Regions from separate parts of the Homo sapiens genome. Here region 1 is linked to region 2. The links are chromatin loops, found by intact Hi-C in ENCODE. Cell type or tissue: K562. All regions are shown on one strand. Links, peaks and the distances in the headings refer to the core of each region. The heading gives the core; the rest is flanking DNA. Region 1 has its middle 55 kb from the start of LINC01675. Region 2 has its middle 36 kb from the start of LMX1A.

Region 1 (9,897 bases), core at 1,302-9,301, 1.0 Mb before region 2:
GTTAAAACGATCACACTACCCAAAGCAATCTACAGATTCAATGCAGTCTCTATCAAAATACTAATAACAATCTTCACAGAAATAGAAAAAACAATCCTAAAATTTAAATGGAACCACAAAAGACCCAGAATAGCCAAAGCAATTCTGAGCAAGAACAACAAAACTGGAGAAATCATATTACCTGACATTAAGTGATACTACAGAGCTACAGTAACCAAAACAGCATGGTACTGGCATAATTGACACATAGACCAATGGATCAGAATAGACAACCGAGAAATAAATCCATACAGCCCTAGTGAACTCATTTTTGAAAAAGGTTCCAAGAACATATATTGGGAAAGGGCAACCTGTTCAATAAATGGTGCTGGGAAAACTGGATACCCATATGCAGAAGAATGAAGTTAGACCCCCTGCTATCTCTCACCATATACAAAAATCAAATTACAATGCATCAAATACTTAAGTCGAATACCTCAAACTATGAAACTACTACAAGAAAACACTGAGGAAACTCTCTAGGACATTGGACTGAGCAAAGATTTCTTGAATAAACCCCACAAGCACAGACAACCAAAGCAAAAATGGACAAATGGGATCACATTAAGTTAAAAAGCTTCTTCACAGCAAAGAAAACAATTAACAAAGTGAAGAAACAACCCACAAATGGGAGAAAATATTTTCAAAAGACTTCATATGACAAGCGATTAATAACTAGCATACATAAGGAATTCAAACAACTCTATAGGAAAAAACCCAATAATCCAATCCAAAATGAGCAAAAGATCTGAACAGACATTTATCAAAAGAAGATATAGAAGTGATAAATAGATATATGAAAAGGTGCCCAATATTGTTGATCATCAGAGAAATGCAAATCAAAACTACAATGAGATATCATCTTACCCCAATTAAAATGGCTTTTATCCAAAAGACAGGCAATAATGAATGCTGGTGAGGATGTTGAGAAAAGGGAATACTGTTGGTGGGAATGTAAATTAGTACAACCATTATGGAGAACAGTTTGGAGGTTCCCCAAAAAATTCAAAATACAGCTATTATATAATCTAGCAAACCCACTGGTGGGCATATACCCAAAAGAAAGGAAATCAGTATGTTGATGAGGTTATCTGCACTGCTATTGCAGTGAAGAGATTATTGCAATACTATTCAAAATAGCCAAATTTTGGAACAACCTAAATGTCCATCAACAGACGAATGGATAAAGAAATGTGGTACATTTACATAGTTGAGTACTCTTCAGCCATAAAAAACAGTGAGATTCTGTCATTTGCAACAACATGGGTGGAACTGGAGGTTATTATGTTAAGTGAAATAAGTCAGGCACAGAAAGGCAAACTTTGCATGTTCTCACTTATTTGTGAGAGCTAAAAATTAAAACAATTGAACTCATAGAGATAGAGAGTAGAAGGATGGTTACCAGAGGCTGGGAAAGATAGTAGGGAATTGGGAGGAAGTGGGGATGGTTAATGGGTACTTATTATGTTCCTACTATATATACCTACTACCTACTATGTACCCACAGAAATTAAAAAGAAATTATTTAAACAAAAAAGAAACTGGAGTTAGAGAAAGCAGAAATCTTCAGATAGGGAGGAAAAATAGTAGTAGCCAGTTCTTGGTGGGACAATAGCTACGAATGTCTGACATAGGCTCCTGACAAGTAAAAACGGTAAAAAGGGGACAGTAAAAAAGGGAAAGAGGGTCTACCACAGTAGCAGTCATCTCCAAGGGACACCTTCTCTAGGTATTTCTCCCTTCCCCAACTCACATTCAAGCCTAGTATATAATTTGCCTCATCAACATGCTGTCATTGTCAACATCATCCACACTCTCAAGCTTCAAATGTCAATAAAAATAAATTGCTGCTCATAATTCAGCTTTGTTAACACATTTGGGAAACTGGGGAAAAGTTTTTAGCCTATTTGCATATGTCAATGACATCAGCCAAAATAAGTCTTGACTTGGTGCCCCAGGGGCTAGAGAGGGCCTAACAAATGTGAACAAATCACTGGGTTCAAACACAAATTCAAAATCTTCCCTTCAACTCTCTATTTCTTTTATCTGATTCTCCCTTCACCCCCACCAACCTCTTTGGCCTCTTCCTTTGGCAATGGTGATGATGATGATGATACTTAAGATAATTCAGCTCCTCCTTGCTTCTGCAAGGTATGAGCCTCCTAGAAGCCAAAGAAATATAGTTTGCTAGTTATGTATGTATAAGTGATATATTTTTAACTATTTATTAAAGCCTAAATATATGCATAAAAGTACACAAAGGTATAAAATTCAATGAATTTTTATAAAATAATCGTATCCATGTAACCAACACCCAGAACAAAAAGTAGAACATTACTAGCACACAGAAGTCAATACTTTGCCCAAAGGTTGCCAGTATTGCACTTCTAATAGCATAGATTAATTTTGTCAGATATGTCCTTTATAAAAATTAAATCCTACAGTATGTATGTTTTGTCTTATTTTTTCTCTCAATATTAAGTTTATGAGATTCATTCCTTTATGTAGTTATTGGTTATTCATTCTCATTACTGTATAGTATTTATTGTGTAATTATACCACAATGTGTTTACTCATTCCAACATCGATGGGTAGTTAGCCAATTTTCATTTTTTACATTGTCTATTATACATAGTGCTGCTATGGCTATTCTTAAATATTTTGGGTGAAAATATGTATGCAATTCTTTGGGTATATTCCTAAGGGTAGAACTGCTGGGTGTTTGGGAATGCACACGCCCAGCTTAAGTAGAATCCACCAGATTTCCAAAATGAATACGCTATATATACTGTTTCAAAATATATATTTTTTGAAACAGGGTCTTGCTGTCACCCAGGCTGCAGTGGCGTGATCATGGCTCAGTGCAGCCTTGAACTCCTGAACTCTGGTGATCCTCCTGCCTCATCCTCCCAAGTAGCTGGGACTACAGGCACGCACCACCTGGCTATTAATTTTTTTTTTTTTTTTTTGTAGAGCTAGGTCTGCTTATATTGCCTAGGCTGATTTCAGACTCCTGGCCTCAAACAATCTTCTTGCCTCAGCCTCCCAAAGTATTGGGATTACGGGCGTGAGCCACTGCACCTGGTCAAAATGAATATACTATTTTGTGTTAACACCAGCAGTATAGAGAGTTCCAGTTCCTCCGCATCCTCCCAACACTTGGCAACTCCCCTTTTAGCCTTTCCAGCAGGTATGTTTGGTTCAGGACTTTTGCCCACTTTTCTGTTGAGTTGACTGGGGTTTTTAATTATTAATGTGTAAGAGTTTTTTATATATTGTGATATGAGATCTTTGTCAAGTGCAAGTATTGTAAATATTTTCTCTCACCCTGTAGCCTGACTTTTCACTATCTTACTGGAGTCTTTTGACAAAATTAGAATTTTAAAAATACATTTAGAATACTTTCCTGCAACCTCACTAATGAGAGGATTAAGAAACCTCAATCTATTCTGCAGGGAAATACATTGGACTCTGCCTGGGTCAGCTGGTAGAAGTAAGGAGGTAATTCTTTGCCCTAGAATTAAGAAAGAATAGCTGATAATAATACCAACCATAAATGGATTGCCTACTATATGTCTAGAGATTATTATATATATTATATAATATCAAAGTTAAAACTTACAACCTTCCTATGACATAAAAGCATTATTATCAACCTCATTTTCAGATGAAGAAACTCTGGCATAGACAAGTAAAGCAGCCATTTCTAAATTTCTACTCTTGACCTTTACTATATACTTTCTTTTTGTCACCTCACACTAAAGTCAAAAATTCACAATATCTCCTGTTTAATAGGAACTTAGTCTAGCTAAATATGGCCTCCAGAGATTACATGCAATGAGCAGTCATTGCAGGCAGCCTGACCTTTAGAGGCAAGGAGGCTTCTGTCTCCACCTGAGGGCAAGGCCTCAAGAGGAGCTCAGGTGAAAACTATTGGCCACTCTCATTCCAAGCAGCTGGGAGAATGCATGCTTTAGTCCTATAGGAAAGAGCTGAGAAGTACGTATATGACTATATGGCATCCACTGTAGTCTATTCCTTGTACTGTCTGTATCTGCTTGCTCCATGTAATAAGTTCTGATAAAATCTCCTCCAGGATTTTGTTGGGCCTTTTTCTGGTAGGAACATATGATGGGAAGGTTAGTGGCATAAACTACAGTCCTTGCCATTGCAGTTGTGCTTCAGGCAACAATTGATATTATCTCCCTCTTCCATGCCTCCTAACCTCCATTCTAGAGTCCCTTCACTATTTGTACCTCTGCTAGTGAAGAAGCTTACATGGTATAGTGACTCAGACCTTCATCCTATTGCTGGTCCACCAGCAGGTGATGAAGCTCCAAAACCCCATATTAGAGTTTCTTGGGATGCTCCTGGTACCAGTTGCTTCAGGTTAACTTGCTCGAGAAGCAGGCTTTAGGATGGAGCTGTGTATGCAGGAAAAGTAAAGGAAGCATAATTGGCAAAGGGAGAAGTTGAAATAAAAATCAGTGTAACAAAGGCCTCAGCCAATCCTACCGGAAGCTCTGGAATTGGATGGCCTTCTATAGTTATCCCAAATGGGGAAAGGAGGCAAGCCTTCACATCTCCACATAAACCAATCATTGGATGTGGCCTGACCCCAAGATGGGGATGAGGTTTGAGGGAGGGGCAGTTCTCTTCATCTGAAAGCTATTGACCAACAACAATTCCAGTCCTAGGTGGGGGTATTCTGGGAAGATCACCATGGCATCCACTGCAAATATTTATGCCTTAGATCTGAGTTGCAATAATTCAGAAGAATAAATTTTGCATTTGAAATATTTGGGGTATTATTGGGCAAGGCAGACTTCTGGAAGGGATTTAGGTAACATGCTTCATACTACCAGATTTCATCAGTTATCATCATCAAGATAGATATCAACAATTTGGAAGATGAATTCCAATTTTATTATTACTTTATATATTATGAAAAAATAAAAATTGCCACCAATTAAATTATGATGCACCATATTATATGTAAGAGGTATCTCAATTTCAGAGATAGGAAAGTGTAAATAAAGCCCCCCTGGATCTTAGAATTGATATGTAGTAAGTTTTAACACCCCTCCTTGCCATACACACACACACACACACACACACACAGAAGAAAATGGTGTTTTTCGTGGTGTTAGTGAATGTTGCCAAAATGGAAGTAAAGTAGGGTAGATTTATTGGCAAGATCATCCTCAGTCCAGGTGTCCAGATAAAGTAAAAGTTGTTCACTGCTTTACTTCCCTACATCGTACCTATGTCATGGTATATGTAGGGTAGGGAGCACATCCCAGTGGATAAATGGCATTTGGCATTCACAGAAAAGAGGACCCAGGGAAGACGTCCAGACCAGAAGGGACTTACTAACCCACTCACTTACTCAGGAGTCCTTCTCAGCTCAGGACACATGTGCCTGGGGTTGGCCATTCTGTCTCTCTCATCCTTTAATCCTAAGACTATAATAAAGGGAAAGGGGCCCTCACTCTTTCCCTAACCCACCCCAACTTTTCCTTTGACAAGAAAGATGTAGAAACAGTGTTCAGGAGTGAGGATACTCACCACTATGCAAGGCACAGTTCATTCTCTCTCAGTCCACGCACACCTCAGGCTCTGCCTTCTCTGTCCCACCTACTCTGTGGCAAACAATTCTTCTCTCTTCAGTCATAGCAAAAACTCTTGACATGTTCCCTCCTTCGTGTAATGTTTTATGATGACCTGAATGAGAATCAATCTTCTTGGTCTCTTCCTTTCTAAACTCCCACAGAGGCCTCTTCACTCATGTTTCTCACTTTAAATGTACTTACATCTTTGCTTGAACAGCATTCAGACTTGGTTTAATTGCAGCATTTTTCTGGGATGTGGCTGTCAGCATATCCTTCACAGGCTGACACATGACCACAATGTCTCTCCCACATTTTCAGCAACACAGATAATGGACTTGGCGGTGAATGCTGATTAAAGTCATGGAGCCTCTTGCTAGCTTCTGTTGCTGCTGCTGATGCAGAGTCAGGATCTTAAATGTACATCAAGATCTCCCAGTTGATCCTACAAGGTCTATCCTGGACAAGGGTGCAGGGTTTTCCCAGCAGCCCTCTACAATGGGATGATTTGCTGCTCGGGGTTGCTCTGATTTTCTAAGATGCTGGGGGGAACTGGAAAGCATCAACATTTATCATGCACTAGAGGGTGCCAAAGTCCTGGGTAACTGAGTCCATCTAGGAAGAGTGTGTCTCACCTTGAAGCCCCAGGAAAGAGAAGCAGCGTCCAAATTTCTAAAGTTCTTAAAAAATGACGAGTTCATGTCCTTTGTAGGGACATGGATGAAGCTGGAAACCATCATTCTCAGCAAACTATCGCAAGGACAAAAAACCAAACACCACATGTTCTCACTCATAGGTGGGAATTGAACAATGAGAACACATGGACACAGGAAAGGGAACATCACATACCAGGGACTGTTGTGGGGTGTGGGGAGGGGGGAGGGATAGCATTAGGAGATATACCTAACTGCTAAATGACGAGTTAATGGGTGCAGCACACCAACATGGCACATGTATACATATGTAACAAACCTGCACGTTGTGCACATGTATCCTAAAACTTAAAGTATAATAATAATAAATTTAAAAAAAGAAAAAAAAGAAATTCAAATAACCAAAAAATAAAAAATAAATAAATAAGTAAAGTTCTGCAGCTGGACTGGGCATGAGGACATCTGCTGGAACACATGCCTGCATTATCAGAGAGACTATTCTAAAACATTCAGTAGATCAGGATCTATACCACTGCTGAAGGTTTTTCAAAGGCAACACCACTGTGATTGAAAAAATATATATTTTAACAGTAGTAATAGCTACCTATTTGCATACTATTTATTGTATGCCATACACTGTTGTAAGCACCTTATATACATTAGATCCTGTCAACAATGCTAAAACATTATCTTCAAGTTATAGATGAGAAAACTAAGGCAGAGCGCTTAAGAAATTTGCCCAAGATCACGTAGCTTGTAAGTGGCAGGACCAGGATTCAAATCCAGGAGTCCAGGTACAAGGCCTTCAACACTCTGCTTCACTCACATGTCAACACAAGTATCAGGCACTCTATAGCCACATTTCTTGTCAGAAGTAAACATAAATTTCCTCCAGCTTCCCTGGTTAGGCAACTACCACGTTCAGTACCCTTACTAGTAGAAAGTTCTTTCTTAACAGTCCCATGAATCCAGTTCCTCTTTTTTACTTCCACCCTAGATTTTTTTTTAATCTATCTATATATATTTTTGCACTCTAGACTTTTTGACCATATTATGGAGTATTTACTGACTGCCCAGCCTCAACAAATGGGGATTTTTTTTTTTTAAGATGAGGTTTCGCTATGGTGCTCAGGCTGGTCTCAAACTCCTTGGCTCAAGGGATCCTCCCACCTCAGCCTTCCAAAGTACTAGAATTACAGATGTAAGCCACCGTGCCCAGCCAATAAATGGCTTCTGACTGCCATGCTTCTAAACACAACTGATAAAATCTTTCTTGGATTCCAACAAGCTGTTGGCCACATTTGTTTAACTCCTATTCCAAAATAATGCTGAAAGTACCCAAGTGAAACGTGACAAACTAGGTCCAATGACTTGGCATTGCATTTGAACTAAATAATTTCACAAAACTCTGAGCTAATGTACATGTAATATTTTTAAAAGGAAGAATTTTTTTTCCTGTTTTTTTTTTATACTTTAAGTTCTAGGGTACATGTGCACAACGTACAGATTTGTTACATATGTATACATGTGCCATGTTGGTGTGCTGCACCTGTTAACTCGTCACTTACATTAGGTATGTCTCCTAATGCTATCCCTCCCCCTCCCCCCACCCCACAACAGGCCTTGGTGTGTGATGTTCCCCACCCTGTGTCCAAGTGTTCTTATTGTTGAGTTCCCACCTATGAGTGAGAACATGCAGTGCTTGGTTTTCTGTCCTTGTGATAGTTTGCTCAGAATGATGGTTTCTAGCTTCATCCATGTCCCTACAAAGGACATGAACTCATCATTTTTTATGGCTGCATAGTATTTCATGGTGTATATGTGCCACATTTTCTTAATCCAGTCTATCATTGTTGGACATTTGGGTTGGTTCCAAGTCTTTGCTATTGTGAATAGTGCCACAATAAATATACGTGTGCATGTGTCTTTATAGCTGCATGATTTATAATCCTTTGGGTATATGCCCAGTAATGGGATGGCTGGGTCAAATGGTATTTCTAGTTCTAGATCCTTGAGGAATCGCCACACTGTCTTCCATGATGGTTGAACTAGTTTACAGTCCCACAAACAGTGAAGAAGTGTTCCTATTTCTCCACATCCTCTCCAGCACCTGTTGTTTCCTGACTTTTTAATGATTGCCATTCTAACTGGTGTGAGATGGTATCTCATTGTGGTTTTGATTTGCATTTCTCTGATCACCAGTGATGATGAGCATTTTTTCATGTGTCTGTTGGCTGCATAAATGTCTTCTTTTGAGAAATGTCTGTTCATATCCTTTGCCCACTTGTTGATGGGGTTGTTTGATTTTTTCTTGTAAATTTGTTTAAGTTCTTGTAGATTCTGGATATTAGCCCTTTGTCAGATGGGTAGATTGTAAAAATTTTCTCCCATTCTGTAGGTTGCCTGTTCACCCTGATGGTAATTTCTTTTGATGTGCAGAAGCTCTTTAGTTTAATTAGATCCCATTTGTCAATTTTGGCTTTTGTTGCCATTGCTTTTGGTGTTTTAGTCATGAAGTCCTTGCCCATGCCTATGTCCTGAATGGTATTGCCTAGGTTTTCTTCTAGGGTTTTTATGGTTTTAGGTCTAACATTTAAGTCTTTAATCCATCTTGAATTAATTTTTCTATAAGGTGTAAGGAAGGGATCCAGTTTCAGCTTTCTACATATGGCTAGCCAGTTTTCCCAGCACCATTTATTAAATAGGGAATCCTTTCCCTGTTTCTTGTTTTTGTCATGTTTGTCAAAGATCAGATGGTTGTAGATATGTGGTATTATTTCTGAGGGCTCTGCTCTGTTCCATTGGTCTATATCTCTGTTTTGGTGCCAGTACCATGCTGTTTTCGTTACTGCAGCCTTGTAGTGTAGTTTGAAGTCAGGTAACATGATGCCTCCAGCTTCATTCTTTTGGCTTAGGGTTGTCTTGGCAATGTGGGCTCTTTTTTGGTTCCATATGAACTTTATAGTATTTTTTTCCAATTCTGTGAAGAAAGTCATTGGCAGCTTGATGGAGATGGCATTGAATCTATAAATTACCTTTGGCAGTATGGCCATTTTCACGATATTGATTCTTCCTATCCATGAGCATGGAATGTTCTTTAAAAGGAAGAATTTTGGAAGAACTGGACAACACAATGTTCTGAACAAAACAAAAAAAAAATTTGAGATGGAGTTTCACTCTTGTTGCCCAGGCTGGAGTGCAATGACACGATCTCCATTCACTGCAACCTCCACCTCCCAGGTTCAAGTGATTCTTCAGCCTCAGCCTCCCGAGAAGCAGGAATTACAGGTGCCCACCACCACACCTGGCACCCCGCTAATTTTTATATTTTTAGTAGAGATGGGGTTTCATCATGCTGGCCAGGCTGGCCCCGAACTCCTGACCTCAGGTCATCCACTTGCCTCGGCCTTCCAAAGTGCCGGGATTACAGGCATGCGCCACGGCCAGCCTGAAATTTTTTTCTTTATCAAAACATTAAATGTATTCTCTCCTGTCTTACATGATTGGCTGAAATTTCTTAAATGCACCCACAATTAATTGAACTTGGATTGTCTCTAAACTTTATTCCCCTCTTGTTCCAATAGCAACTTGCTGTG
Region 2 (9,897 bases), core at 1,125-9,124:
TTTTTTTCATATCCTTTAGTGAAATCAACCAAATATTTGTTTATAATTTTATACTGCTTTCTTGTTCAAAAACTTTCAATGCCTTCCTTTAGTCTATTAAGCAGTCTCAGGCCAGGCATGATGGCTCACACCTGTAATCCCGGCACTTTGGGAGGCAGAGGCGGGCGGACCACCTGAGGTCAGGAGTTCAAGACCAACCTGGCCAACATGGTGAAACCCCGTCTCTTCTAAAAATACAAAAATTAGCTGGGCGTGGTGGCAGGCACCTGTAATCCCAGCTATTTGGGAGGCTGAGGCAGGAGAATCGCTTGAGGCAGAGGTTGCAGTTAGCTGAGATCACGCCATTGCACTACAGCCTGGGTGACAAGAGTAAAACTTGGTCTAAAAAAAAAAAAAAAAAAAGTCTCACCAGGGAACAAGCGTGTCCCTCCCCACCCCCAGGGACATTTGGCAATATCTGAAGACACTTTTGATGGTCATGACAAGGGGAGTTCTGCTAGATGGAGGCTGGGGATGCTGCTAAGCATCTATAATGCACAGGATGGCCCCACAGCAAAGAATTATCTGGCCCAAAATGTCACAAGTACTGAGATGGTGAAACTCTGCTACAAAGTGTCACTAATGGAATAAAATACCAAAGAGTATCTTCCTGTCGTTTTGGAATTTTGGCTAAAGCCCCAAGGTGAGGCCATGAGGTCCCCTCATGTTCTAAGGACTTATGAAGGTAGATGAGCTGGTTCTGTGACTTATTCCTCTTCTTGAGCCAATGTTCATAGAAGATTGGAATTTAAGGAGAGAAGTCCGTAGAATAAGGAGTATTTGGGGAGTAGAGTCATGGCTTTACCCTACCCCTTCAGGGTATACAGCGAGAGGGAGGGATCCCCATTCCCGTGGCAAATGAAGGGGGCAGAAAAGAGCCACTTATTGAGTGGGCGTGGGTACCTACACAATGGGGAGGCTGGCACCTGGCATCCTGGCTGATGCTTGCCTAGCAGCAGAAACCCACTGCCCCACCTTGCCACAGAGGGTGGGGAGGGAGAGCTGGGAGGGGCCTGAGCTACCGTGAGCATCGAGATGGATGTCTCTTCTTGATAGAGACCTCTGAGGACAGGGGCCCATTGTGAGGGTGTAAGTGGGGAAGGAAAGGGAGAGCACTGTATCCCACCGCTCCCCTCCCTGTACTTCGTTTGTCCAGGATATGGCATTTTCTGTGGGCCAAGTGAATTCCCTGGAAAAAAGTTGTGTTTAGAATATCCCGAAGGTACCAAACCAACAGAGTGGCCTCTCAAGGCAAGGGGACTCCCGCAGTAGGAGGCTGTGGGTTGAACTGCTGTGGGCAGGAACTAAGGGGTCAAGCAGAGCATTCGCTGCCCATACCTATTAGCTCGCAGCACAGAGTTCCCCATGGGGCCTCCTGAAAGCTCACCATGTGCACTAAGAAGACCCACCTGTTGATACTTGCCACATGGAAGGCATCAACAGCACCACGTACTTAAGAGCACTTCTCTCTCTTCTCATCCTTTCTCCAGGGCCCAATTCCCTGGTAGAGAGTGAAGGAAGACCCAAAAAAGGAAGGAGGGGGAAGAAGGTAGAGGCAGAGAGAAAGAATTGACCACTAAGTTTGGTTAAGACCAGACTTTATAACTACTGAAATGAGATATTCTGGGCTTTGCCTGAAGTACTGTTAATAGGCAAGGAGTGGGAACAGCAGAGAGTTGGTTTGAAGACTGGCTGGAAAAGCATAAAGCTTTTCTGTTTGCATTTCATTGACTGTAGAGGCTTTGCAATACCAGCTGCACTTGTAAAAACCCAGGCCCCAGGCATGCACCAGCTTGACTTTGCCTTCTTTGGTTACCAGTCTCTCAGACTTAGCAACATCATTTTCACTTCTGCCTCTGGAATAGCCTACATGGCTTGTCTGAGTCCATCTGCCCAAAGCATCAGCTGTTATGATTTAGTTCTGCCTCTGAGATAAGCCCCAGCTTTTTATCAGGGCAATTAAGGCTGTCCATGGCTAGGCCCCAAAGAAAAAGTTCCCAGCTCTCTCCTTCTGTACATCACACACACCTCCAGCTGATTTAGCTATTTCTCAAATGACCTGCTGTCTACGTCTTTGCTCAGACATTCCTCTCTGCCTGGCATGACTCCTTCACCAGCTGTAGCTACCTGAGTCCTACTCATCCTTTAAGACCAGTTCAAAGGCCACATCTCTGTGAAGCTCCTCCTGATCTCTCCATCTTTGTAACATTATCATTATTCTGTGTCTCCACTGGGAACCCATTCAGCACTGCACGTTGCATTATTGACTCGTTGTATACGCTATCAACTTTACTTGTAAACTCCTTGAGAGCAGGAGATCATGTCTGATTCAACTGCATATCCACAACATCTTTGAATGGAGTGCCCAGCCCAAAGTTGGCATTCAACACATGTTAGTGCAATTGGCACCTCTGGTTTCATTCCCAGTACACGGCAGCCCACTGAAAGTGGTGTGTTCCCATAGCAAGCCCAGGAGCCTCCCCACTGGAGCCCTGAGCCAGAAAACCTGTCCTGGGTAGGATGTTAAGATAAGGTATGAGGTCTCCATTGACTGCCAAGTTACCCTTCATGGGCACAGTGGGCAATGGCCCAAGAACTTGAGGCATGTTCTTTGCGTTCAGGGAACTTACAATGGAAAAAAGCAGAAAGCACAAGGATCAAGGTATCCTAAGCAACAATACACCTACAGCACTTTGAAGTTCACAAAGCACACACGAAGATCTGTGGTGGTAATCTGGCCTTGGAGAAGAAGGCAGGGGAGCTGTTGAGGACTCCATGTTAAAGATGAGAAACTGAGACTCTAGAGATTCAATGACTTGTCTTGGGACACACATGGTGGTAGCATGAGGAACTCAACTACTCTCACGGCAGATGCAGAGCCAGTGCCACTCAACTCCAAGACCTCTGGGCCTATATCCTCAGTGATTTTTTTTTTTTTGAGATGGAGTCTTACTGTGTAGCCCAGGCTGGAGTGCAGTGGCACGATCTCAGCTCACTGCTACCTCCACCTCCTGGGTTCAAGCAATTTTCCTGCCTCAGTCTCCTAAGTAGCTGGGATTACAGGTGTGTGCCACCATGCCCGCTAATTTTTGTATTTTCAGTAAAGATGGGGTTTCACTGGGCAGGGGAGCTGTTGAGGTCTCCATGTTAAAGATGAGAAACTGAGACTCTAGAGATTCAATGGCTTGTCTTGGGACACACACGGTGGTAGCCTGGGGAACTCAGCTACTCTCATGGCAGATGCAGAGCCAGTGCCACTCAACTTCAAGACCTTTGGGCCTATATCCTTGTGAACTTTTTTTTTTTTTTTTTTTTGAGATGGAGTCTCAGCCGAGGTTGGAGTGCAATGGTGCAATCTCGGCTCACTGCTACCTCCGTCTCCTGGGTTCAAGCAATTCTCCTGCCTCAGCCTCCCGAGTAGCTGGGATTACAGGTGTGTGCCACCATGCCCGGCCCTCAGTGAACTTTTTATATTCTGTGCCCATGAAATATTTGTAGGTTGAGGGATTGGTATATATGAAGAACAAACATAAAATAATAAGGGATGGTGTTTTTTAATAAATGTGGAACTTGGATAAACAAACCAACATTTAGCTAACATCTCCTTCAGGAGTTTTACTACAGTGATATTTTCCTTGGATAGTTCCCTTTTACATTTGTCTTCAGAGCTGGTTTAAGGCCACCTAAGATACATGATCTCATGATTCTATAGTAAAGACTTATTAAATAACAACAACTATAACATATCTCCTGGTCCAGGTTCATGTAACATGCCCATCAATCCGGAACCCAGCATACACCAGGGCCCAGGCTGGCACATTCATATTCTCAGCTTTATTTCCTACATTGCTCAAGAGATTTGGAGCTGAATGGCATTTGATCATTTTTAAAAACCAAATCTACCCTCTATGAATGAAAATTTGCCACCACTTCTGTAACTCAAAAAAACTGACTCAGGCTCTGGAAGAACTGGGTCTTGGAGCCAAACGATCTCAAGGCTTCAGGCAATAAATCAACAATGCCTTTCCACTAGGAGAAAGCTTGGGGCGGCAGCTACACGATTAATTAAGGAGTTACTGGGAGGGGCTAAGTGCGGAGTGGAATGGAAGGCACAAACCCCTTTTCTCCGAAGGCAGGCAGGGAAGGCAGATTTGAATAAGAGGTTTGTTAGTTTATGAAGAGAACTGGAGACCCAAACTCTTTCCCAGCCAGGAAGAGCAGCTTTCACCCTCCTCTACAGAAAACTCCATGGAAATGTCTCCCGTGACAGTGCTGGCGCACACAACCATCTCTGACCACAGACCACAGACCACAGACCACAGAGGAACTGGCCCCGCCCAGCCTCCCCAGGGGAGGCATCTTGGGTTGTGCAGCTGCGAGGGACTCTTGCAACCTGCCCCTCCCGGCTGCACACTTTGTGCGGGAAGATTGTTAGGCATGGGCGCCCTCTGCTGTCCGCTCAGGGGCATCACATCCCGGAGAAAGCCGCTTCCAGGAGGACTGAGAGGGAAGGGACTTTAAAAATTGAAAACAAAAAGAGTAGTTTGAGAAATGAACTTCAAATAGACTCAGAGGAAAGGGTGCCCTTAGCCAGATACTCACTCAATGGAGTGTTTACTTCAGACTCGGGAAATGGGCTTAGAAGAGGAATCTCAAGGGGGAATGGTTGGAGCATCCCATAGAGAATGCATGAAAAGGAGTCAGGTTCAGGCTGGGAAAGAACAACCTCCTCCTCACCTGTCAGCCACCCCACTAGCTAAAGGGGACACAGGTATGTAACTGCCAATTCACCGGCATCACATACAAAGCCGAAGGCTAATGCCACATCAGGACTGGTTCTTCAAAGCGGGTGACCACTCTGTACAACAATATTGTTCCCACAGCAACATGACAGTCAGACCTCTTTCCCACAGGTAGAATTTGAGATATTTGAGAATGGCTAAATGCGAGCTTTTAATGGGGAGATGTTTTAGGGAAATTTTCTGTTGTTCTTTTCCTGGTTGTCATGCAGAGTACAAAAGTGCCAGATCAGCCCTTCCCAAATTTGCAGAGCCAGATGTGGGTGTTCACAGCAAGCTGAAGTTGCAATGCCCTTAGGAGGAGCAATGCTGATGGCAGGTGGCCCAGTGGAAGGAGCAGGGGACAGGGAGTTAGAGGGCAGGTGAGTTGTCTGACCTAGGCATGTCTCTAAACCTCTCAGGCCTTCAGCTTTCTCTTCCGTAAAATCAAAGATTCTAACCAGATAATCTCTAAAGTTCCTTCTACCTCATCAAATCAATAATGTCTTTTAGAGATAGATTGACATTCTACTTCATTACCTTACATGAAAGCAGGAGCTCACCCTAAGCTCTGGGCACTGGTTTCAGAGAGAACGCTGAAAAAGTCCTATTCCTTAGAAAGCCCAGGATCTGAAGGATAAAACACACAGATTAAAAAATTATTAAATAATTATGAGTTGAACACCTGCTATGGGTTTAGTGTGCTGTTAAAGGATAGATTTATAAGCCTGGGCAAGATAGCAATACCCCATCTCTACAAAAAATACAAAAAACAAAATTAGCCAGGTATGGTGGTGCACACCTGTATTCTCAGCTACTCGGGAGGTTGAGGTGAGAGGATCTCTTGAGCCCAGGAGGTCAAGGCTGCAGTGAGCCGTGATTGCTCCATTGCACTCCATTCTGGGTGACAGAGTGAGACCCTGTTTCAAAAAATATATATATATAGATTTATAAAGATGGTTTCTAATCCCAGGTGAGCAGAATTGAGTTTATCTATCTCAGTTGATGGCAAAACAGACCATCCAATTTACCTCTTTTGTTTATTCTTCTCCTGTCATCTGCTATCTCAGATCCAAATCTTCCCCAAAGATTCCAAGTTCCTATTTTTTTTCTAGTGGGTCCTTGAAAATCCACCTTCCAAAGGTTTATTTCTATACATGACATCCATGGAAATTATATGGTATTATTTTGTTGTTTTAAAACTGTATACGAATGACTTTTTTGGTATCAGTTTCATTTTATCCATTCTTCTTTGTTTCTCTCATTACTGTGCTTTGCCATCCATCAGCGATGCTCTGTGTAACTCTGGCCAGTTCCTTTTAATTGCTGCACAGTGTTTCAGTAAACACGTAGATGGCTGACAGCTCTTTACCATGACAGGCATTCTTGCATACGTCTCCTTGCTTACCTGTATGGGAGTGTCTCTGGGGTGTATACCCAGGAGTAGGAATTGCCTAATTGCAGAGTATCCACATACCCAGTTTCACTGTACTTTCCTACTGTTTTCCAAACATTTGCACCTATATATATATATAGTATATACTCCCACCAGTGCATAAGGGTCTCATTTCCACACATCCTTCTTAGCATTTGTTATAGTTCAAATTTCTAATTTTGTCAGTGTGCTTCATACAAAGTCTTTCTCTGATTTGTCTTTCTCTTATTACTAGAAAGGTTGGGATCTTCTCTTTCCTTATTAGCCATTCAGATTTCTTATGTGTGTTCTATTGCTTATCTTAAAAGAATTACAATTTAGGCCTGGCCTAGAAGGGGCAAGTGCTTACTATATATTGCAATGGACTGAATGTTTATGTCCCTCCTCCCCATTTCAAATGTTGAAATCTTAACCCCTAAGGCAATGGGTGAGGTGGGGCTTTTGATAGGTGATCATGGGGGCAGAGAATGGGATTAGTGCCCTTATAAAAGAGACTCAAGAGAGATCCCTTGGTCCTTCCACCACATGAGGACACAATCAGAAGTTGGCCATCTATGAGCCAGGAAGTGGGCCCTTATCAGAAACCAGACTTGCTAGTCCTTTGATCTTGGACTTCCCAGTCTCCAGAACTATGAGAAATTTCTGCTGTTTTATAACAGAAATGTTACAAGTAGTTTCTCCCAATCTAATACCATCTGTTCACTCCAGCAGAATCTTTAATTTTGGTGTGGTCAAATCCATCCGTTTCTCACTTTATGGTTTGCAATTTTGGGGTCTTGTTGGAGGAATCTCCTTCGTCCAAAGGTCCCAGAATCATTTTCTCATTAACCTAACAACAGACTCAAGGAGCCAGGTGGGGATCAAAGTATTTGCTTTGTAAGAGACCGATCTTGAATGGAGAACATGACAGGCTTTTCTACCCTCTTCCCTTCCTGAATTACAGATGTCCAAGTCCACAGTGCAGGGCTGACCTGACTTACCTATGCTTTCCCAGGTGGAGAAGCTGAAGAATGGGGACCTTCTGTGGTGAGAGTGCCCCTGTTCAGGGATTCATCCCATGGGTCCTGGAAGCATGTGGCTCACTGAACTTCAACACATGCAGGTCCAGGCAACAGGTCAAGATTTTACCCCTCCACCTTGCCCAAGGCAGAAACATGGCTGAACAAATGGCTGCTTTTCTTAATCTCACCAATCTGACTAGTTACCTCTCTCCTATGAAGAGGAGCAAGTGACAGTGCGGACAGGGAAGCCAAAGGATTTCATCAAGGACTTTTATGTCCAGTAGAAAAGCAGGAGCCCTTCATCTTTGGGCTAAAATGAGTATGTGAGATTAGGAAGAGTAGAAAGTTCCTTTCTCTAGCTAATCTTAGTATCTTTATATTACAATTGAAGAGGAGTCTCAGAGAGGCCGAGTCACTTGCCCATGGTCCCACAACAAGTAGTAAAGCTGAAAGTCAAAATTAATCTCTAAAGTGAGACAGACTCTAACTTTTAACCACAAACTCTTAATTTCTCCTTTGTCACCAAAAACCTAAGTATAGACTGTGATTCCCCTATACACTATTTCCTCCAAATCATAGATGCTCAGGATGTTGCAACTTCAGCGGCCCCTTCTTACTTCTGCCTGATCTCACTGTAGAGGTCCTAGAGACCCAGAGGGCAAAGGGACTTGTCCAAAGCTGCCAGCAAAGTAGAAGCAGAAAAAATACATGTTTTCCAAACATCATGAAGAGTTCTGCCTCACTGCTGGATGCTTTTAGCCTTGAGCTTCTTTTTTGAAGAGGACTAATGGAAATAATACAGGTCCAATTCAATCTGGTTTAAGAAAAAAGTCTCACAAAACTGAAAGTCTTAGGACAGGACCAGCTGCAGGTACAGAGGGCCCAGGCACTCGGATAATGCCTTCAGGACTCTTGCTATCTCTGGGGTCTGTATTTCTCTCTGTTAGAGTCATTCTTGGTAAGCTTGACAAAAAGTGACTTCCAGGAACTCTAAGTTGGCATTCTTGTGGGCCAGTGACCCTAGCCAAAGGAGGAGAGATCTTCTCTTTGCCCACGTTCCAGCAGAAATCCCGGAGCAGATATTCACAAGCTCTACTTTGTTGGAATTAGGTCCCAGATACACCTGTGAGAATGGTGGGAGGGATAGCAACATCTGAATCACATGGGCTGAACCTGGGAAGGAGTGGTTTCCAAAAATGAAAACTGAGGTGTGCTCACCAGAATTGGGAATGGATCCAGAAAGGCAAAAACCTAGATGTCAACACAACTGACAGATTCAACATGCAGCCATGTCTGTGTATTTCTCTATTACTACCATTGCTCTACTACCAGGCAACCTACATTGCCTGCACATGGTACTCCAGACATTGGGCCAAGCATTTCATATGTATTGCCTTATTTTATCCTCAGTGCACTTCTATGAAGTGGCTACTATCATGATCCCCATTTTAATGGAGAGGATATCAACGCTTAGGGAGGTTTTATTACTAATTGTGTCACATAGCTAGTCATGGGCAGAATCCAAACTCGAATCCATGAATGCCTTAATTTAAATCCCATACTTTTAGCCACTGTATTCTATTGCAAACAAAACAGTTAATTCTAGGAAAAGAGGACAGTCTTTATTCTGCAGATAATATAAGTCCTTCTCCTCCTGCCCTCCTTCCCCATCGGCAACCAAATTGTAGAACAGAAAGCACAAATCCATACCATCATTGCTTCTGATTTCTTCTTTGAGATTCTGGATTTCCACTGTATCCACAGACACTTCCTTTCTTGGATAAAGCTGACCACCCACACAAGAGAACCGATGCTATAAGGTGACAGCTGCTTTGGGGTTGTCCATAGCCAGAGATACACATTATTTGTTTTTCAGTTGAAAAAGGATATTCTCCCCCAAATTGCCTGAATCCAAACTGGCTAAACCACTTTTGTTCAAACTTTCCAAGCAATTTCATCCTTGGGGTGGAAACAGAGCATGAAATGATTTGGAGCAAGAGGACAATTTTTGGGCAATTTTAAGTGAGTGAAAACAGGAGGTTATAATGGAAGTTGTCTTTCAACCCTTAACTCCAGCATTTTGTAACCAAGAATTCTGTCTCTCAGGTTTGGCTGGTGGGAACGTAATGCTGAGCAGTTGTCTGGAGCTGCTTCTAGATATTCAATAATTAGAAACAGCAACGCTGACTCAGAAGCCTATCAGCTGGCTTTCAGAGTGCCACTTCACAGAAGAAAAAAGGAAAAAAAAGTTACAAACTTCTTAACAATTGAACAAAAATCAATAAATATGTCATATACATTTTAATAGTGATTTGTACTTCTCCTTTAAAATTGCATTGTCAAATGTCTAATATAAATAAGTCCTATATGAGGAATGAATTGGAAGAAAAGTTGAAAATTTTTCAGTAATGACGGGAGGGCAAAATCTCTTATTTGGGGCCATGTGGTCAATGGAAGGAGACAGTGTGGTTTAGTAGTAATTCAGGTGACACAACTAGGAAGCTAATTTGTCTGCAAAAATGTCTTTTGAAATTTGGTCCAGGATGGGATCAGTCATGTTCCAATTTCCTTGAAGAGATTTAAAAGCTGGAAAACACCCAGCTATTGTCCATGACTTAGACACAGGCTTCCTGGAGACAGAGAA

What was found. Peaks named below come from ENCODE experiments on the same cell type or tissue, not always from the same donor. Only the 100,000 strongest peaks of a DNase experiment are listed, where the experiment ranks them.
Region 1: it touches region 2 in a loop (10-fold over the local background); 2 of 110 quality-filtered maps call a loop at or near these places.

The regions. Positions count from the first base shown.
Region 1 is chr1:166,430,209-166,440,105 of GRCh38, reverse strand. No RefSeq gene overlaps it. Among named protein-coding and RNA genes, the nearest start is that of LINC01675, 55 kb to the left of the region's middle. In K562, for the core only: a CTCF peak has its summit at 6,238 (motif pointing right); a DNase peak (open chromatin) is centred at 6,235.
Region 2 is chr1:165,387,661-165,397,557 of GRCh38, reverse strand. No RefSeq gene overlaps it. Among named protein-coding and RNA genes, the nearest start is that of LMX1A, 36 kb to the right of the region's middle. RefSeq lists an enhancer at 4,123-4,332 and a silencer at 4,443-4,492. In K562, for the core only: a CTCF peak has its summit at 4,481 (motif pointing left); a DNase peak (open chromatin) is centred at 4,427.